Linked DNA regions of Homo sapiens: region 2 is linked to region 1. A link is a loop called in an ENCODE intact Hi-C map of the cell type or tissue named here. Cell type or tissue: endothelial cell of umbilical vein. All regions are shown on one strand. Links, peaks and the distances in the headings refer to the core of each region. The heading gives the core; the rest is flanking DNA. Region 1 overlaps LINC00607 (long intergenic non-protein coding RNA 607). Region 2 overlaps LOC102724861 (a long non-coding RNA gene).

Region 1 (10,823 bases), core at 3,940-8,939:
TTATATCCCTCCATTTTCCATCCGTAACAATTTCCCCGATTCCAGTTCTACAATATTTTATGCCAAGCGTCCAAGCATTGTCAGAGAAAATTCTAAAATTGTTATGTACAAATGCATACCAAATAATTTGAATGCATACTTTTAAAAATTTTATTGCAGCCTGTTTCTTTTCCTCACTAAAATTTTTACCTACCCTGTTTTTAAATCTTGCTCCCCCGCCCCACCCCACCAAATAATCTGATTAAGTAGATTTTAGTCATCCAGGATTAACTTCCTCTTTTTAAAATCTTAACTTTAAAACTGCACTTTCTCAAAGAATGATGTGCCTTTTGGTTTTACCAAAGACTACTGTTCTCTTTGTAATTCTATCCTGTTCTCCTAATCCAAGACTTTGTGTCTTAGCTCAGGCTGCCATAACAAATGCTGCAGACTAAATGGCTTACACTACAGAAATTTATTGTCTCACAATTCTGGAATCTGGAAGTCCAAGATCTAGGTACCTATAGCATTGGACTCCTCTGATGCTTCTCCCCTTGGCTTGCAGATGGCTTTCCTCTTGCTGTGACCTCACATGGTATTTACTCTGTGTCTCTGCACACTCCTGCTGTTTCTCTGTGTATCCTAATCTCCTCTTCTTGGACACCAGTCAGATTGGATTAGGGCCCACCCTCATGTCTTCATTTTAACTTAATCACCTCTTCAAAGGCCCAATCTCCAAATATAGTCACAGCCTAAGGTTCTGGAGGTTGGGGCCTCAACATATGAGAAAATGAAAAATTACTACTCGAAACTGCAATTCCTTCTGAAGGGATTAGCACCTATAAAAAGAAACGTCAGGACTTCTTCCAGGCCTTTGCTATTTATATAATAGAAACTTTGAGGAGATTTGTGGGTTTTGGACATGAGCAAGTGGGCCAGGAACTGAGTTGTATTCATCTTCCACAAATATTTACTCAATGCCTATAATGTGGTGTCAGGAATTGAGAGGGGAAAGACCAAAATTGTTCTTCAATAATAGAGCAAAAAGAATTTGGAGTTCTTGAATGCAACTTGGAAGGGAAAGAATGAGGAAGATGAAACAGAGCCAACACAGGATGGGAAAGTTCAGGATGCTGCCTAGGCCAGGAGTGCTGGTGATAACATCCCTAGAGGTAGAAAGGCCAGAAGCTCTTTCTGAGCGGCAGCAGCAAATTTTAAGTTGCTTTCATTTTTAAGATATAAATGCTTCTATATCTGCAAACTTTAATACTACTGCATTTGTGGGATCAGCCTGTGTTTAAACCAAGGAAAAGTGCTGAATTTCAATTTCATGTCTCCACTGAGCCACTGTGGAGAGAAGACAACCCAATCAGCATGGTGGAAAGTTTTCTCACACAGCACACATGCAGTAGAAGCAGAATGCTGGAATCAGAGGTAAGCACAAAAGCATAAGACACCTATGAATTCACAAAATTCTGAAGAAGGAATTGGGCATTTAAAAGTTTTATTAAAAAGCATTTAAGTCATGCAAAAAAATAAAAGGATAAATACAATAAATTTCCAGGTACACACACCAGCCAGCCTAAGAAACACATTATCAATATATTTGAAGCTCCCTGTGTTTCTTCAATATTGTTTCCCTCCCACCCCACTCTAGATATAACCCCCATCTTCAATTTGATGTTTGTCACCCCCAAAGGCATTGGATGTCCCACAAATAGCAAAATGAAGTTCAGTTCAATCTTGTCTATGTCTAAGGCAATTCTGACATGTGGTTTATGAATACATAATTTGTGCATCCCTGATGCCATGCAGCTATTTGGTATATAATATGTTCAAATCAGATAATAAATACACATCAACACATTTACACACACACACACACACACACACACACCTTTACGTAAAGCATTTATACATAAAAACGTAGTTATAAATATAATATACGTAAATATCTTGACTATTTCAAGGTATTCAAGCTATCTGAGATTTATTCAATTCTATTTCATTTTAACAACTAAACACAAATCAATACATTATCTGTTTTTATAAAAACAGTCTTCTTGGGGCTTAAAAAATTTAAATATGTAATATACTCTGTGATTTCCCTGAAAGCCACAAACCAATTTTCTTCTCAGCACTAGGCACCCAATTACAACATTTAAAATTAAAAGTTCAAGTTACTGTGGGTTTTCTGCTCAGTTGCAATTAATTTTGAAACTTATGTTTAGAAGGACATGTTTTTCTCAAATCTCAATGTTTTCTCAAAAACAATGAATAATTGTATAAGCACGATTATTCACTGTTTGAGGTAATCTAAGACACCGTTTTTCTTTGTAAACATTGAATACTTTTATTAGCAGATATCACATTTAGAATATTGGGCTGAAGGACAGGAAACATGCGAAATTCATATATTCTCAAGTTTGTCCAGAGTGTTTGGAGAAAAGTACTTAATTCTCTTTCTTTTAGAAGATAATACCAGCAACCAATGAACTGTATCTTTAAACACTAAAGCGGGAAGTAAGCTATGTCCTTATCTGAGGAACGTGTGTTGCGTGATTGCTGATAAACACAGTGCTGTTTCTGGAGGTGATTTGCAAAGTCAGAGCTATATGCACCCATAAAGCATCACTGCATTCAAAGGAATCTGAACAGCCAAGCTCCAAAAGGAAGGGGAACTTCATCCCGGCTGTCTCTGCTGCAACATGGTGGAGCATGTAAAGTCTTACAAACTCACCCCAGTTAGGAAACTGATGAACACTTGAGGGACTACGGAACATTCGGTACTGCGCTAGGGATCCTGAGAACCACAGACATATTAAGCAGGCATGATCTTTCCATAAGACACTCTTAGGGCCATTGGAGGAAATAAGGCACCTATAAAGGAGAGAGCCATCTTTGAGGTTGAAATGGTCAGGCAAGGCGTAGGCTTTAGGGTCTGTTTTAGTCTGTTCCTGTTCTCAAATATTTTATTATAGTAGCAGGACCAGACTGAGACAGACTCCAAACCCAAAGAACATAAATTTGGCCTGACACGGTGGCTCACACCTGCAATCCAAACACTTTGGGAGACCAAGGCGGGAGGATCACTTGAGCCCAGGAGTTTGAGGCTGCAGTGAGCTGTGATTGTGCCATTGCACACCAGCCTAGGTGACAGAGCAAGACCCTGTCTATAAATAAATAAATAAACAAACAGAAATTTATTACCCACAGTTCTGAAGGCTGGGAAGTCTAAAATCAAGGCACTAGTAGATTTGGTGTCTAGTGAGGACTCATTATCTACTTCATAGATGGCTCCTTCTTGCTGGGACCTCACACGACAGAAAGGGTGAACAAGTGCCACGGAGTTTCTTTGGTAAGTGCACTCATCCCATTTTTGAGCTCATGACCTAATCGCCTCCTAAAGACTCCATCTCTTTAATACTGTTGCACTGGAAATTAGGTTTCAACATATAAATTTTGAACCAATATTCAGACCATAACAGGTTCTCCAAAATATTAAGGGAGAAAATAGGACATTAATGTAGGATTTCAGGGTGGATTACTTTTAGGTAGAGATAAGAATCACTATATACAAAAGCATGATGTTTGTGTCAGGAAAGGATAAATAGATTTGCCTGGCTGGAATAAAGGATTCTTGTAGGGCAGTAGAGAAAAATAGGTAGAATGGGAAAAGTAGGTTGGAGCCAGAACATGGGGTCTTCAAGGCCAAATCGAAAGTAAACAATAGGGAATCTTCCCTGGCCCCATTTTTTTTCTTTCTTTTTTTTTTTTTTTGGTGAAGAGAGGAACATGATTTAAAAAAAAAAAAAAATTAAGGCATTGTATACAAAAAAGCCATAGTAGAATGAAGGTGTGTAAATATTATTTTTCAGGTTTCTTATTTTTCTTATGTTCCACTCCTGGATAATGTTGTCACCTCCTTTTGATACTTTGAGACTCGAAACTAATCATCTTCAGCTTCTCATTTTAACTTCTACTCCACGCCAAGTCCTCATAATCTAATTTTCAGGTACTTTGCACAGTATACAGCAACTAGCATAATCATCTCTTAGTAAGTGCATGTTGAATCAATACCTGAGTTGGACAATGGGTTATGTTTCTGATCTCCTTTCCCTCCTTTCCTTCTCTCTACTGCTTACTCTGTTCTGACCCTTCCATTTGGACTTTTGTACTCGTTTCTCTCCTCTCTGAACCATCCTGCATATGGCAACCAATGTGATTGTTCTCCATCATATGTCAATCACATCACTACCTCGTTAATAAAACAAAACCCAAAATACAAAAAGTCAATTGATTCTTACAGGAAGAAAAAGTACAGGATCTATAAGAGGACAAGTTATTCTGGGATATGGTTCCAGCCCATCTTTCTCACCTCACTGCTTAATATACTCCCCTGCCTCTTCTGTGTCCAGTCCAATTAGTGCCTTCCCTAATTACAGTGAAAGTTTTGTCACTGATTTTCATGAAAGTTAAGTAAGTTTAAACATATAAATTGCTTACATCTGTCCCCAGCACATAGTGAGTTCTCAATAAGTATAAATGGTTGTTATTATTAAGTCTGAGTATTTTCCTGCCTGGTTTCCTAAGTACTCTCATCTCTGCCAACTATTTACCAACTTAACTCTTTCTGATAAAATCCTACTTCTTCTTAAGGCCCTATTCCAATACTGCCCTCAAAGGCTAAGAAAACTTTCCTAATTGCCTAGTCCGAATCTCTCTTTATTCCACCTACCCATAGCTGTATATAGCTCATGTAACACTTAAAGCAGTCTACTAAACAGTGGCAGGATAAACCTACACACACACACACACACACACACACACACACACAAACACACACTTTCTATGGAGCAAAGATCATGAAGTATCTATATAAAGCAGATGTCACTGGTTCAAACAGCCATAAAGACCATTCTCAGAGCGTGGGTTCATCCCTACAATGTGAGCAGAAAGGAGCAAGAAGAGAATTAGAAAAATAATAGCAGAAATATTATTGCATAAGAAATAAGGCTGAAGTTATCTTAAGGGTAAGGAAAAGCTTTGCTCACTTGCAACTAACCTGTATTATCCTCAGAAAGAAACAAATACTCAACTGTGGTGAGGTTATGCGTGCTCTTCTGTAATTCATTAGGAAATCAGATGAATCCCAATTTTCCACCACACTGATGCAAACATTGAGCTGCCTTCTTCCTTCACCCCACCAGGAGATCTCAGCTCATCCACCAGCCTTTTGGAATTAGCAAAACCGAGGTAGAGCCAACTAGCTTTTGCCCCAAATCTGAAGTGTAGAGTTTTATAAACCAAAAGAAATAATTTCCCTCATGTTGGAAAATGGGAGGGAGGTGAGGGGGAGAGAGAGGTGGGACACAGAACTACAAGATGAAGGATGCGAAGAAGGAAAAGTCAGAAATAAGATGAATTCAGAACCCTTTAAGCTGCATGGCCCTCCTCAGTGTGGTACAAGGGACAAGTCAATCAGATGAAATAAAAATTCCCAGCCCTGATCTGCATTGCTCCACAGTGTCCACTCAATCTTTAAGCAAAATAAGTTTATGAATCTTCCTTTAGTTCACTTTGTGTCCGGTCTGAGGAGGGACATACTCAGTCTCTGACCAATATACAGAGTGCCTGCAAAGTAGGGTTAAGCAGCCCCATGGTCTACCTTGCTGTGAATTTCAAAGTGCATCCATGTGCTGCAGAGAAAGAACCACAAACAAGAGGCCTTCTGGGCTTCCTGCTCTGGGGAGCTTTCCCTGGCAGCAGTGGGGATAAAAGATCTTTACAGCTGAAAAGTCTTTCTTATATTTTTTTTTCTTTTTTTTTTTTTGAGAGAAGGCCTTGTTCTGTTGCCCAGGCTGGAGTGCAATGGCGTGATCATGGCTTTCTGCAGCCTTGACCTCCCAGACTCGAGCCATCCCCCCACCTCAGCCTCCCTAGTTGTTAAGACTACAGGTGTGCACCACCATGCCCAGCTAGTTTGCTTTATATTTTTTGTAGAGACAGGGCTTTGCCATGTTGCCCAGGCTGGTCTCTAGCTCCTGGGAAATATTATCTTTTTAATCTTTGATGTTCCACACCCATGCATATCATGGGTCTCAGGACCTTCCCCAGTAAATGTTAATTTTCATTGAACTGATTTTGGGGAGGTCCCCAGGAGATAAAAAGTAGGGTTAAGGGTGGGCTTTGTAGCGGGGAGGGAGCTTGTTAAACACAGACCCTAGAGACATGTCCATATACTATGAGATTGCACCAAGTCAATATTATGAATCAGACTTTGCTTGTAAAAGCACAGCTTTGGAACTTGCAGTGTGGCTATTTCCGCTTTTCATTTCATCTTCTAACTCCAGAAGGAAAAGGAACTGTCTATGTGAGTTTCCTGCTAGATGTATTACAATACCACATTCCTTTGGAATTGGCTCACATTCTTGACCTAGTGGGAAATGGGAAATTCACCTAGTGAAGCAGAAACTAACATCTCCTAAAACTATCATCAAGGAGCCCTAAGTCCCCTTAGAATTCACTTCCAGAGTTTCCTCCATGTACTGGCCAAGGGCGTGCTTGACAAGAAACCAGACATGGGAAGTTCTCTGAGGTCCTGCTTTGTTTCTGTCAGATTACAAATTCCTAGAAGACAAGATCCATGTTTCTGCCTAAGTCTGTGTGCTTAGTAAATGCTTGATCACTTAGTTGGTGCTGTTAAGATTTTCTCAGACATTTGTCAAGCAAATACAGCCTTTCATGCAGTCAGGTACTTGTTTATGTGATCTGACTTCAAAGGCCAGAAGGGGGAAAAAAACTATTGTTCAATAATTCTCAGTTGATGAGTGAGAAACTCCTCAGCCCCCTACCTTCCTCTCCATGCAGCGATAAGACTTAAAATACAAACAATAGTCACTCTTTTCTTGTCTGTTAAATGTAAAATGTTTGCCTTGGAAGGTTGAGACTTCCCTAAATCACATAGAAAATAATTCTATTCAATTTGGATAATAAACATTTATTTATCCCCTTCTATTTGCAAGGCATGTACAGGTTTTTAGGGTGAGAGGGCCACCTACAAGTCTGGAGCTCATAGCCTAGAAAGCCTGAGGCTTGGTGGTGTGTATCCTGACTCAGCTGCTTCCTAGCTGTGTGACTTTAGGCAAATTAGTGAACTTCCCTGAGCCTGTCTGCCTGACATGTAATATGAGAATAATAATAATTCCCACTCACAGGACTGCTGTGAGGATTGATTAGATAACATCTGGACTTTACACAGACCTTTACCCACGGTCAGGACTTGATGATTGACACTATTATTACTGTTTTTATTGTTCTGGTATCTGCATTTGTTCTCCTTACTGTAATGACTGTTGAAAAAGCTTTCCTGAGATATTAGCAGCGATTAATCCCCTGGGTCAAACTGCATTTGCAGAGTAGCTGCTCAGTCATCTGTCTGGGCTCCAAAGACAAAAGACAGAAATTTTTGGCACTAGGGTCTAAACCTGGGAGGAAGCACACCATGCTGAACAGTGCTGGTGAAGGGTCACAGCCACTGGATATTAGGAAGGCTCTGGGTGTTGGGGTAAAGAAAGTACTAGAAGTCACTGAGGAGAGATCTATCGATGCTGCCCCTTCACTTAAGTCCAGCAAGAATCACTCTGGAACAAGGATTGTCAAATATAAGCACTTCCCCTACTCCTCTACTGAGTTCTGGAGGTTTGAGAGAAGCACAAATAGTTGCTTTGTGTCGTTTCTGCCACTGCCTCCTTCCTTTTTCTTGCTTACAGGGAATTCTGTAGGAGTGCAATTTGAGGTCAAAATACATAAGCATTTAAGACATTGCTTTGCTTCAAATCCTTGAATAAATATTAACTTATTCATCATCTCATTACCCCTGAGAGTTGGGAAAGCAGAGCCCAAATAGAGGTTAGAATGTTATAATCCCATCTATAAATTACAGTGCTTGTCATATTTACTAAATGAAAGCTTTAAGGTTTTAAGAAGCTTTTCTAAATGTGATCTCTCCATCCCTATCATAGGATTTGCTCAAAATGGATTTGCAAAGAGAAAAAAAATTTAATGTCACACTGCCATGATAAGTCAACCAACCATCTCATATATCAAAGGAGAGAGGCAGAGAAAGAAAAGGAGGAGGATAAAGAAGAGGAGGAAGAGGACGAAAGGAAAACCAAGAGGAGGAGAAGCCACTTCTTACTTTGGATTAATGTGAAACTAAATAGTTTACTACATTTTAAGTGGGAAAATGTTAGTTGAAAAGATATTTGTCAACCACAAACATTTGAAAGGGAAGCATTCCAAAGATTTTCACTGTTTATGTTCAAATTACAACATGTGCAGAAAGTTGTGCAACTGAAAATCCTTTCAAACAACAGCTACAAAAGAGATTGGTCAGTTAGGACAGGAATAGAAAGTGGAAACTTAGAAGACTGGCTACTCCTTGTGTATGATTGCTGGGGTGAGTCTGTGCTGAGAACTTTTTACAAAGGGTGTCCTTTGCTGATATGAGAGGGGGGTGTCAAACTTTTGAGTGATCACTGTGGGTCCTCAGCTTAGACATCTTCTCTGGCCCAAGATGGCACCCCTTGCTCTCTTTCCATGGGACACAGGGACCTTGCCATCCTTCCATCTTATAAGCCTTCTGTCATGATTTTTACTTCATCCTAGATAGCCTTAATTTGGGCCAGGTCTCCAGGTTCCTCCACTTTCTTCTGTCCCATCCATACCCCTCACCAATCCTCTGTAAATTCCTTTCCAGGATTTTACTGAGAACTACAGAGAAACAGGCTGGGAATAACAAACATGGGGAGTTATGTAGTTAACATACACTTTGACATCACCTAGTCATTTTCCTGAGTATATAGATAACTCTGTTATTACTGGTTATAAGGTCCATGAGAAGCCTTTATCCTTTTCTGGAAACCAAGAAAGCACCTGCCCTCCCTCAGTCCTAAGGGGAGAATCTTTATGGGTGTAACAATAAAATGGATAATGGGAAATTCTGATGTCCTCAAGCATACATTCAGATGTCCCCAATGAGCATCATTTGTATATCAAGGGAACTCCAGAGAGATGATCCACAATTCAGTGTGTCCCTTTGGCCAGTAGAGAGGTCACCTTAGTCTGGAAATAATGATGATATAATGTTAAAGAAACCTAACTAAACAAGTCCTTTTTCTCTATCCTATGTAATGTTTTATATCTGACCTCACAGAAAACCAGCCTTACTGTTTTGTACTCTCTCTGCAGCTGGGTAGGTAAACAGAAATTGAGGCTCCAGGCTGCCTGGTGGTTCACAATGATGGTGCTTTTCAAAGTCCTTCGGATGGACAGGGAACTGGTTTCCCCACCACCATTTCTGACTGGCACTTCCCCACCTTCCCTGAACAGATGATGCAGTGAACCCTGTGAGGTTTCCAGCCTTCAGGAAACTGTTCCAAGGCCATCAAGGAATAGGGAGATGCAACTGGAACACTCTATATCCCAAGAAGACAGCCCTCCGAGAGTGACCACATGGTCCTCTCCCAACATCCTAACTCTCCCCTTTCACTCTTTCCACATCTTCTTTGCCTTTAGAGCTCTGCCTCATTTAGTATTTCTGATTCTATCCCCCTTCCCCTGGATGCCCAGTTGCTGGTTCCTTTCCCGTATATTTCAAATTCTGGAGGCTCAGGCTGAAAGCCAGTAGCTTTCATGTCTGCTCATAGAGAAGAATGGGATTTAGACTCAAAAGAAGAGTGGGTACAGGTGCAGTGGCTCACACGTGCAATCCCAGCACTTTGGGAAGCTGAAGCGGGCAGATCACCTGAGGTCAGGAGTTCAAGACCAGCCTGGCCAACATGATTAAACCCCATCTCTACTAAAAATACCAAAAAATTAGCAGGGCGTGGTGGTGGGTGTCTGTAATCTCAGCTACTCGGAAGGCTGAGGTAGGAGAATCACTTGAACCCAAGAGGTGGAGGTTGCAGTGAGCCAAGATTGTGCCACTGCACTCCAGCCTGGGTGACAGAGCTAGACTTTGTCTCAAAAAAAAAAAAAAAAAAAAAAAAGAGTGAGCTCTGGTTCTGTAGATGAAAGAGATTAATGCGGGCAATGCCCCAGGATGGGGTTGGATTTCTCTCACCAAACCTACAATTATGCACAGTTCATAACCATAGGGAGTCATTTCCTAATGAAGATTATGTCATTAACACCATCTGAAGAATGTGTATGCCTCCTATTTACACGACTTTGACCCTGTTTGGGGAAAATGATCATCAAGCCTTCTATTATGCTGAGTCTGAATTGAAGCCCTCCATGACTTGGTGTCTCCAATAAGTCTTCTCACATTCATGAAAAATGAATGTGCAAGCCCGAACCACATCTCTAATCCAAAGCTTTCTCACTTGACACTAGTTACCTTTTACTAGCCACAATTACAAGAATAAGAGCAAGCATGCATTATCTTGCTTCAGCCTCACAATAATTCCACAAGGAAGGTATCCCCATTTCTTGAGAAGGACATTGAACTTAGAGAGGTTATGTCACTTGCTCAAAGTCACACAACTTTGCCAAGGTGGATCTAATTAGAAGCCAGATCCATCTGATTGTGTTTTCTCTGGTATGTTCCATGGTGCCATTGACAACACCGTGGCACAAGGGCACCACTTGCCCTGTCACACCTGAGACAGGCATTACAAGTTGATCATGACACTTCTCTCTGGAGCTAGTCTGTGTTTACCTGCAGAATGCTCATCAACAGCCCCTGTGGGTTGATCAGAGTCATTATGTTGGGTTGTTATGTAGTTTGCAATCTCTGTCTCAGGCCATTCCTCCACCAGATCACTTCAGCATCAGTACCA
Region 2 (10,823 bases), core at 3,048-8,047, 110 kb before region 1:
ATGCTCCTGCTTATTCCTCTCATCAAACAAGTGCATTTTTGTGAGAGTTTTGATGGAAATTATTAGGCATCCACCTTACAGTCCCAGTTTGGCTACTTCTGAGATCTTTTTGTTTCCTTATCTTAAAAGAATCTGCAAAGGGTGTCCAGTTTTCTTCAGTTAATGACAGAAAAAGGACTCCATTGACACGGTGAAATTCCCAGGATCTTCAGTTCTTTAGGAATGGACTAAATGGCTGGTATCATTGCTTGCAAGTGTCTTAACCTTGATGTGTCTTATGTTGAGTAAGAAAGTTTACACTTTTAATTTTTATCTTTGAAGTCCATTTTTCCAAGAACTTTTTGAAGTCTCTTCATATGTAGATGAAACCTCACAGACAGCAGCCTTTAGAGAGACTAGATGATAAATGTTTTTTTCAGACCTTCAAAGGTGTCGAACTCTCAGTTAATCTTTCCTAGATCTGGACAAGGGAAGCCCTCAGAGATAGCCTGGCTGCATCAATACAGATTCTTTACAGATGCAAATCAACCCCTCTGCCCTTCCTCCACACCCCTACAAAAGACAGCTTTGCAGGGCTACTTCTGTTTGCAGGCGCTCTGAACAGCCATCTTGAAATAAGTAAAGAAGTATATTTTGGGGTGAAATATTTGTACTTCCTTCAAGGTCTTGAGCATTGCCCTCTGTCTTGTGGCCCTATCACTAGTCACAGGGATCTAAAACTAATTGAATTGTTGAAGAACCTACATTTTTAGACATAAGGTCCAGATTTGGTGTAGTTAACTCTGACATTACCTCTAATAAGATACGAAAGGAAAATACAGCCTTGAGCATCCCCTGCCTCTTGTATCCTTTGGCTTAGCTAGAATACAGTGTTCAATTCTGAGTGTGAAGGCATCAAGGTAATACTAACAAATTAGAGAACATTCAAGGGAAGGCAAAAGAGACTGTGAAATAGGAAGCATGTCAGATGAGTAATGTTTGAATAACATTTGGAGAAGCAAAGACTAAAGATGTGATAAACATATTCAAATATTAGAGTAGCTATTATGTTTTACAGAAGTATATGTAAATTTTTGCTTTCGGATTTCATACATCAATACTATGAACAATGGATATGTATATTTTTACTCAGACTAGTGAAGAGCATTCTAACAACTACAACTGTACGGCCAAGAAAGGGCTGCCTTGTGAGGGATGAACATGATTTCTGACCCCTCTGAAGGAAAAATTGTATGTTCACCTATTGGGATACTATAAAAGAGATAGAAGAGATGACAGGGCAAGACCCCTCTCAAATATAAATGTCTATAATTCTCTCTATCCATTATTGCCATAAAGCTATGGGCATTTGGCTGTAAACATAGGTTTTCTTCCCAATAACTCAAGGGACCTAATGACACCATTATACTCTGCTCTACCCTGGGATATTCAGCTGGGTATTCCTTTTCTCAGTCAGCCAGAGCCCATATTATATATGGCTTCTCTCCACAATGGTATCAAAGCTTATTTATCTTTCCCCAACCCTGTTTTTAAAATTAGAACATCTGGTCTTTGGTTTTGTATTACATTCATTGGAGAAGTCCATTCCATTTTATTTAAAATTTGAGCAGCCTGGATTTGGGTTCACATTTAGTGAAACTTGCACCCTTTGTTCTTTCCATTTATAAGGTTCTTTCCCATGACCACTCGTTGGAAGCCTTGTGGTCAGTTACAAACACTAGTTTTGCCCCTGAGTCATGTTGTTAAATTCTCCACCCCAGCTCTCACTTCAGTGGTGTAGCTGGGAGGACATAGGTCTCTGAGAGGATCTATCTTCTGGTGGGTGGACAGAAGTTAGGTAAGATAAACATGAGCTTCTTCCTAAAATGTGTTACTGGAAGAGAGTAAAATGCCGCCGTAGAACATCTGTTTTTAAAGTATATCCCAATTAGTCTAGACCAACAATGCCAAATCTGGTAGTACTGCTTAACTCAAAACACTAATATTCAAATATGACTAATCTCATGCATGTCTTGACTGTGAGCAGAGTATAAAAACTACATCTCTTCTTTTTGATCCTTGGGCTTCTTTTAATCTACAAGGAAATCTCTGATCTTAGAGTTCAAGTGGTGGCCTACACACACACACAAACACACACACACACACACACAAATACTTCTGACAATTCAGTAACAGCATGCCTTTTTTGGTGATTGTTGTAAAATTTGAGATGTCAGCTTTGTATATTGATAAATTATAAAATAACTTTTCTAGTCTTTTCCTTCTTAAACATTCTTCTCTCTTAAACATACTACACAAAATACCAGTTACAGATAAATGGCCAGAAAGAGGAAACTCTTACTATTTTTTTCAGTGCTGTCATCATGAAAATATAATGAAATGTGTTGTATTTCTGATGGAGGAATCAAAGCCACATATCGGTACATGTAGTTCAAATGATTCAACTCAAAGGGGAATGCTAGTTTGCCACCTTTCTCCCTTCTTCCACTAAAAAAGCATTGAGTTAAGAGACATTTTTACATCTTGCGGCTGATGAAAGAAGGAAAATTGGCATATCCTAGGCAATTAATTTCTAAAGGCAGGTGAAAGTTTAGATAAAAGACCCAAATGACTTCTTCCTTCAATCTGAAAATAGTTCTCAGAAATATTTATAATTCATTAGACATGAGCCAGTGAGGAGATAATAGCTTTGAAATATGGGAGTGTAAATATGCATCATCAGTGTAATAGTTCCCCTAAAAGAGGAAAATAATTTTTAAAAGTCTTGGGGAAATCAGCAGAGTGAGGTGCAAAGGAGACTTGAATTCTGATCCTGCCTAGCTCTGTGAGGTGGAACAGGGGACTGAACCCCACTGAACCTGTTTCTTCACCTGTAAAACAGACATTCTAAGTGTCACAGCATAGAATTATTGAGAATATTTAATAAATTAACATCTATAAGTTGATTGGCTTAATATTTAGACTCCCTACCTTTAGCAAACAGAAATAGATCTTTGATAAAAATTTAAATAAATTGGAATTTAATATCTTATTTTTAAACTTTTTTATGATTGAATGTATCTTTTTAAAGATACATCGTGTGTTTGTGGTTCAAAACGAAGATAATATTGGATGGTGTTTTTGTGTGTAAGTATTTACAGATATTCACATATGATCATACACACATAATTTTCATTAATAAATAGAAAAATAGTACCACTCAATAACTACTAAAGGCCTACCCACGAATGACTTAATATTCCTTAATGATCACATCACATACTTGATGAGTTTGGACTGTGAAGTGTAAAATTTTATACCATAATATCTTCAGCCCCACTGAAAACACAGATAGCTCGCATCCTGCATCATGTGGTAGACAGCCTTCTCAGGCAGCTAACCCAAAATGGAGGCCATTGGCACTTCCGCAGGGTAGCAATTAGGAAGCCTCACTTTGCCGACAGGGATCACTGCTGGGTGAGTTTTGATTTTAAGTAATGCCAAACTAGGCCATCTACTCTAAAAAGCTATAACTAGTTATAGCTTTGTAGAAAATGTTGGAATCAAACAGAGCTGGTTTAGGAGCCTTGAGGTATTACTAGTTACTCAGTCTTGAGGATACTGCTTTATTTATCTGAGCTTCCATTCCCTACTTGTGGTGGTTAATTTTACTTGTCAGCTTGACTGGGCTAAGGCATACCCAGAGAGCTGGTAAAGCATTATTTCTGGGTGTATCTGTGAGGGTGTTTCTGGGAGAGACTGGCATTTGAGTCAGTGGCTTGAGTAAGAAAGACCTGCCCTCACCCAATGTGGATAAGTACTATTCGATTCATTGAGGGCTCAGATAAAACAAAAAGGCAGAGAAAAGGTGAATTCTCTCTTTCTTCTGGAACTGGAATACCCATCTTCTCTTGCCCTTGGACATCAGGACTCCAGGTTCTCTGACCTTTGTACTCTGGGACAGCAGTTCACCCAGATTCTCAGGCCTTTGGCCCCAGACTAAGAGTTATAACATCAGTTCCCCTGGTTCTTAGGTCTTCAGGCTTAGATGGAGCTCTGCTACTGGCTCTCCTGGTTCGCCAGTGTGCAGATGGCATATCATAGGACTTCTCAGTCTCCATAATTACATGAGCCAATTTCCATAATAAATCCCTTCTAGTCTATCTATCTATCTATCTATCTATCTATCTATCTATCTATCTATCATCTATCTATCTATCTACCTATTTGTCATCTCCTATTGGTTCTTTTTCTCTGGAGAACACTGACTAATACACCAATCTATCAATAAGTGCCAGACTACTTGCCGAAAATAAAAATTGTGTTTCATCTTGTAACAATTCTCTCTTTGCTATTTTTACTAAAACTGAACAGGTCTTCTTTAGGCTCCTTAAATATACTGAGCTCTTTTCCACCTCAGGACATTTGCAAACCTTCACCGTCAAGCTGGGAAAGCTCTTCCCCTCTCACCCATGGGCTTCATGAGGACTTCCTTATCTTTTGAATCAACTTAACCATTACCTTTTGAGAGGGGATCTTACTAACCTCTCCTATTATTTTCTGTCTTATAACACTTGTCACAGTTTATAATAGTTTCCTTTGGTTTCATTGTAATTTGCACATCCAAATTCCTGAAATGTGGGTTTATTGAGGGGCTCTAGCTGTCTTGCCCATCACCATATTCTGAGTGTTTAGACAGTGCCTGTCTAGTTTTAACAGAAAGTGTTGAATGGATAAATTGGCATTCACAGGGTTGTTGTACAGCTTAAATAAGATCATTTATGACATATTCTAAGTTCTTGATAAAGAAAATCTTTTCAAAAATTATTTTTAGGGGGAGAATTGGTATAAGGGACATCTAGCTCAATATGATAAAATAGCTGTTCTTGGGTTGCAAAAGCGAAGTATAGTAGGTCCACCACCTGCATAGAGCCAGAGTTATTTCTGACTCACTAATGGGCCAGCTAACAGAGAAAAATCCCCTCAAACAGACAAGGTGTTGCCCATTTGAAGATATTTCCAGATGTAGAAGCACTAGCAGCCCATTTTCAAAGCTTTCATTTCCTAAAGAGCAGCCAGGACAAGGGGATAAAATGAGCATGTACGCAAAGGTAACATTTTCTTCACCAAACTCTGGGGATGGCAAAGTCGTAATTACAAATCTTGTTGTGCACCCCTTACAGAGGTTTGAGATTGGTGGGCTGTTCATCCTCCTTTTTATTAGTGCCAAAAAAGCTGTTTGAATGGGACTAGTCTGTATTTTAAATTCAAACTACCATAATTTAACACCCATTGGAAAAATGTAGTTAAGCAATTAAGGGATATTTCTACTGTTTTTTTCCAGTTGATGACTCAAATCCAGGTCTCTTTAAATAAATCCAAGCAGACTATGAGAGGAAGGAAGGTTCTACAGATGCCTCCTTAAAATCGGAAATATTCCAATAAAAACCAATGATCTAACTACAAACTACTGCCAATTCTGTGTCACTGAGTCATCTTCCATTGGGAAGTGTTTGGATTTCATTAAGCTTTTAAGAATCGCAGGCTGATTTATTATTTTCTTTTTTATTTTCTTAGTGGGTTGTCATGAAACTTCACTTCATTAATATGAAGAATAAAGAACTAAATAAGCTATAATTTCCTGGAAGAGTACAGTAATGATGATAATAATAATTACTGAAGGCTCTCATATTTATTTATATCAACTGAACTCCAAGATGGTACCAAAATTATCCTGCAGAATGTTTAATCACTTTCTTCCTACTTCAACTTCTGATGTCTGCTCTCATTCTGATTTCCTGCAGCTTTTTTTTTTTTTTTCCTGTTATACTCAACCCACATCCAACATCTAGGCTCAGCCTCCCTTCTAACACTGTTCAAATCATTAGTTTATTTCCATTTTTTGGATGGGATTTTTCTGATCACTTTCTTATTGTGCAATTTGTAAGGATACCATTATAAAAATCACAAGTAAATTCTGAGAGTGGATTAAATAAAAGTACATAAAGAAAATAAAATAAAGTTCCTTATTTCAGGATGATGATCAAAGTGGAAAGTTTTAAGTACTACTTGAGTTTTTATGTTTTCTCTAATTAGGAAAGTCATTTTCTCTAAATGTCTTCAACTAATCTCTGCTACTGGTTCTCTAAATGGCCATGTGCCAATATCAGTACATACCTACTTTCTCAGTGACAAAAGATGCTAACTTAAATTTTTATACAATTTTGAGAAAATCCTCTGTAAAGTCCCTTTACCCAATAAATAAAGACCTCCAAGGGAAGCTGGCTGTGCCCCATAATCTAAACAGCCTAATTAATTACAACCTCATGTCTTAGGAGTTGAAAAACTTACATTATGTTTTGTTGTTTTTTTTTTTTTGGTGTGCAACAGTATTACACATACTAGAAAGATTACTGCAGAGAATATGGAATGCATAAATGAATGGAGCTTTCAATCCTTCATCAGCGAGGGCAACGTGATTCAGATGAATGTTTAAGCTACTATTTTTCAAATGTTTTTAAAAGCATGACCCAAAGTAAGAAATACATGTAATGTAGACCCCAACACATCCAGGCACACACATCTTGGCTGAAACGAAGGTTTTGTGAAATAATACCCTCACTGGATGTGAAATGTGAGTGTGCTTGTTGAGTTCAAGGAAAAACAAGGGGTCAGTGTGGTTGAAACATCAGGAGGGAAAGTGGTAGGTGGTGAAGTCAGAGGCATGAGGAGCCCAGGTCATGGACGGTCTTGTAGGCCATCATGAGGTTTTTAGCTACTATTCCAGGTGTGGAATGGGCAGCTTCTGCAGGGTTTTTAGCTGAAGAGTCACACAGTATGACATGGTTTCAACAGGATCATCCTAGCTGCTATGTACTGAGCAAACTGTAGGGGACTATGTAGTATGGAAGCCAGTAGAGCCGTTAGGAGGCTACTGTAATGAATAACACAGGTGAGAAATGACGGTCGTGGGGCCAGGACAATAGTGGTGAAAGAGATTTTTTTTAAACCCGGTCAGTTTCCTGATATATTGAGAAAGTAGAAACGCTTTGAGCGATCAGATGTGTGATATCAGAGAGGCATAGAAGTTAAGGATGGCTCCCAAGTTTGACCTGAGCCACTTGAAAGATGGGACACTATTTACCAGGACTAGGAAGATAAAGGAGAGGCATATTTAGAGGAAGAAAAGAGTTTAAGATTGAGCTGCCTATCAGATATCCAAGTAAAGATGTCTGGCTGGAGGTCAGAAATGCTAGTCTCAGATTCATGAGAGAGGACCTGGCTCGTGCATACATTTGGGAGTTATCAAAGTATGCCAAAATTTAAAGAATCAGGACTAGAAACTTCCAATCACCAAAGGAGTCAGCATCACTAAAAGTTCTATCTCAGTTCTGAGTTCTCCTGAAAACAATCCTAATATAAGGTGTTGAATGACTTTAATTTAACTGAGTGGCGGGAAACACAGGTGAGGAAGAGGGGAAGTGAAACAAGGAAAGGAAGCAAACCAATAAAAGGAATACAGGGGGCATTGATAAACTGGTTACTACTTAGAGAAACTGGAGTTCAGTTCCACTGGGTACCCTCTGAGGAACTGTGTAGAGCACCCTGGAGAATTGTCCTGCCAAGAGATAAGAACTTTCAGTGTTTATCCACCAATTCCTAAATTCACCAGTTGAAGGATGCTCCTGAGGGTCTTAAGCAGCTGCTACTTTGAGGCTCCGAAGGAGCTGGAGGAAGCTTTTAGGCAGAGAAGCAGAGAAGTGGACCTGGGGACATGGGGCAGGGTATCAAAGTCTGAAGACTAAGCCTTGCTCTGTTGGGAGGTTCAGAACAGGAGGAGAATTAATCAAAGGAGACTAAGAAGGAGAGGCGGTTGCAGTAGGAGGAACACTAGAAGAGTGTGGTGGATGGAAGTCAAGAAAAGTAATTCCAGAAGGGAATGGCAGCAAGACTTCATCATTGGCTTTTGCATCAGAGAATTTGAGAACTGTTTCATTGAGTGGGCCAGGATTAAGGCCCAACAGAAGTGGGTTGAAGAGGAAAAGAGAAGTTGCAACAGCTGGTGTGGACAACTTATTGGAGGCGGTTGCTGTAAAGAGGAGTGGAGAATAGGGAAGGAGGCTAGAGGGGTTGAAGGATATTCTTACTGTGAAATTCATACTAGTGTGGAAAGAAAAATTGAGGGCAGATTGATGTGTTCAAGACTTCTGACATAATTTCAAGGGCATGTACCTTTTGGCTTGGCTGTGCCATAATAAATAAATCTACCTCTAGAGTCTGTGACTTAAAGGCCTTGCATGCATCTCACTAATTGCCTTCTCTTCCTCTAAACCTGGGCCTTCCCTCCCCTAAACCTAACTAATAGGATCAAAATCACATTTAATACTGCTATTAAAAATTTTATTTTCAAAAAAATGTCATTTGGCCAGGCGTGGTAGCTCACACCTATAATCCCAGCACTTTGGAAGGCTGAGGCAGGCAGATTATTTGAGGTCAGGAGTTCATGACCAGCCTGGCCAACATGGTGAAACCCTGTCTCTACTAAAAATATAAAAATTAGCTGGCATGGTGCTGCATTCCTATAATCCCAGCTACATGGGAGGCTGAGGCAATAGAGTAGCTTGAACCTGGGAGGTGGACATTAGAGTGAGCCAAGATCATGCCACTGCTCTCCAGCCTGGGTGACAGAGCAAGACTCTATCTCTAAGTAAATAAATAAAGTCATTTTAACATGTAATAACTCAAGAGTTTGAATAACAATGGTTGTACTTATAAACTGACTTAGCAAGTATTTTTCAGGATATAGTAAAATGACATAAGACCTTTCATATAGATTTTAAAACCACTGTGGGTGTGCACATGTGTTTATATGTGTGTGCAAAATGACAATTCCAAATACAGTTAAATAAATCCTAAATGAATAATCCATTTGTATTTCCTCCATGTTATTTTTTTTTACTGCTATGCTTTTTATCTCTATTAATCAGTTTTACCAATTAACCATCTCTGATCACTATGAAGTGGGTTACAAATAATTTGACATATCAGAAAGAAACTGCTCACAAGCCCTTGATGTTAAGATATATTGACGGTATGGGTGCTTACCTTGTAGGAAAAATGGAAAGTAGTGATATTACAGTCTAGAAGATTGTAAGAAAAATTGTTATGAGCTTGTGCAAAACATAAAAGGAGAAGCGTTGCTCAGAAGAAAAGCAAAGCCAAGGAACTCTTCATTCAAAACTTACATTTCATGTAGTTTTCCTTTAAAATGGCAATTCTCTTTTATACTGTTTTTGAATGAGGAACTTTTATAATGAAACTTAGAAGTGCCTAGGTTTTTATGAGAGACAATGTTTATGTCCTACTTTCAAATGCCATCATAAAGATTTTCATATATATGTACAGATAATGTTCAACACCAAGCATATGTCTAACATGGATCTAATAAGATGATTCAAGTTCACCTTGCAATATAAAGGGTCATAAAAGATGAGTTAATTTACTCTTCAGTTCGAAATCTAATGAAACTAGTTAAGTAGAAAAGATATAACACCAGAATTGAAGCTGTGGTTACACCACAAATGAATGCCTTCCAGCATAATGGTTACATTAAAAATTAAACATTAGCCAGCGTCCAGATGTTAGATATTAATATTGGGGTGGATGTGTGTGTGTGTGGGTGTGTGTTTGTGTGTGTGTGTGCATGCATGCATGCAAAAGTGTCCATGTAAAGCTACTTAAAATGGTATATAATAAGTAATAGGTGTGATGGTTAATATTTAGTGTCAACTTGAGTGGATTGAGGGATAGAAAATATTGATCCTGGTTGTGTCTGTGAGGGTGTTGCCAAAAGAGATTAACATTTGAGTCAGTGAGCTGGGGAAGGCAGAGCCACCCTTAATCTAGTGGGCACAATCTAATCAGCTGCCAGCAAATATAAAGCAGGCAGAAAAACATGAAAAGGAAAGACGGACTTAGCCTCCCCACCTACATCTTTCTCCCATGCTGAATGCTTCCTGCCATCAAACAACGGACTCCAGGTTCTTCAGTTTTGGGACTCAGACTGGCTCTCCTTTCTCCTCAGCTTGCAGACAGCCTGTTGTGGGACCTTGTGATTGTGTAAGTTAATACTTAATAAACTCCCACATATATGTGTGTGTGTGTGTGTGTGTGTATATATATATACACACACATATACACATACATATACATATATACACATATATACATATATACACATATATACATATATACACATATATGTGTGTGTATATATATATACATATAACCAGTTTCAGTCATATTCTGAGGTACTAGAGGTTAGGACTTCAACATATGAATTTTGGAGGAACACAACTCACCCATAACACTTGCCCTCCAAGGGTTTATATATATATATGTGTGTGTGTGTGTGTATGTGTATATGTGTATATATATGTGTATATATACACATACCCATATGTATATATATGTGTATATATACACATACCCATATGTATATATATGTGTTATATATATAACACATATATATAACACATATGGGAGTTTATATATATGTTATATATGGGAGTTATATAACACACACACACACACACACACACATATACATATATCCTATTTGTTCTGTCCCTCTAAGAGAACCCTAATACAATAGGCAAGTTCAGAAAGCAAATCACTACAAAGTTATACAAAATGGTGTATTAATTTAAAATCCAATTCTATTTTCTACTTTCCCTTAAAAATATGTTGGGAGTACTTTTCCCTTTGCAGGGAATAAACAGTCTCCTTTAGAAGTCTGCTTTACATTTCCCATCTTGTCTAGCTGTGGCTGGCCCAAGGACCAA

Evidence for each region. Peaks named below come from ENCODE experiments on the same cell type or tissue, not always from the same donor. Only the 100,000 strongest peaks of a DNase experiment are listed, where the experiment ranks them.
Region 2: a loop joins it to region 1, with 4 times the contacts of the local background. A loop is called at or near these places in 3 of 110 quality-filtered maps.

The regions. Positions count from the first base shown.
Region 1 is chr2:215,705,237-215,716,059 of GRCh38, forward strand. The region is part of intron 5 of LINC00607 (long intergenic non-protein coding RNA 607); the gene reads right to left. It overlaps LOC102724861 (a long non-coding RNA gene), which reads left to right. Exons shown (of 8, transcript NR_187737.1): 8 at 8,004-9,150. Among named protein-coding and RNA genes, the nearest start is that of LINC01614, 7.4 kb to the right of the region's middle. In endothelial cell of umbilical vein, for the core only: no CTCF peak of the experiment used is centred there; DNase peaks (open chromatin) are centred at 4,595, 6,475 and 7,285; H3K27ac peaks cover 4,589 bases.
Region 2 is chr2:215,596,778-215,607,600 of GRCh38, forward strand. The region is part of intron 1 of LOC102724861 (a long non-coding RNA gene); the gene reads left to right. Among named protein-coding and RNA genes, the nearest start is that of LINC01614, 120 kb to the right of the region's middle. In endothelial cell of umbilical vein, for the core only: no CTCF peak of the experiment used is centred there; a DNase peak (open chromatin) is centred at 5,454; H3K27ac peaks cover 1,584 bases.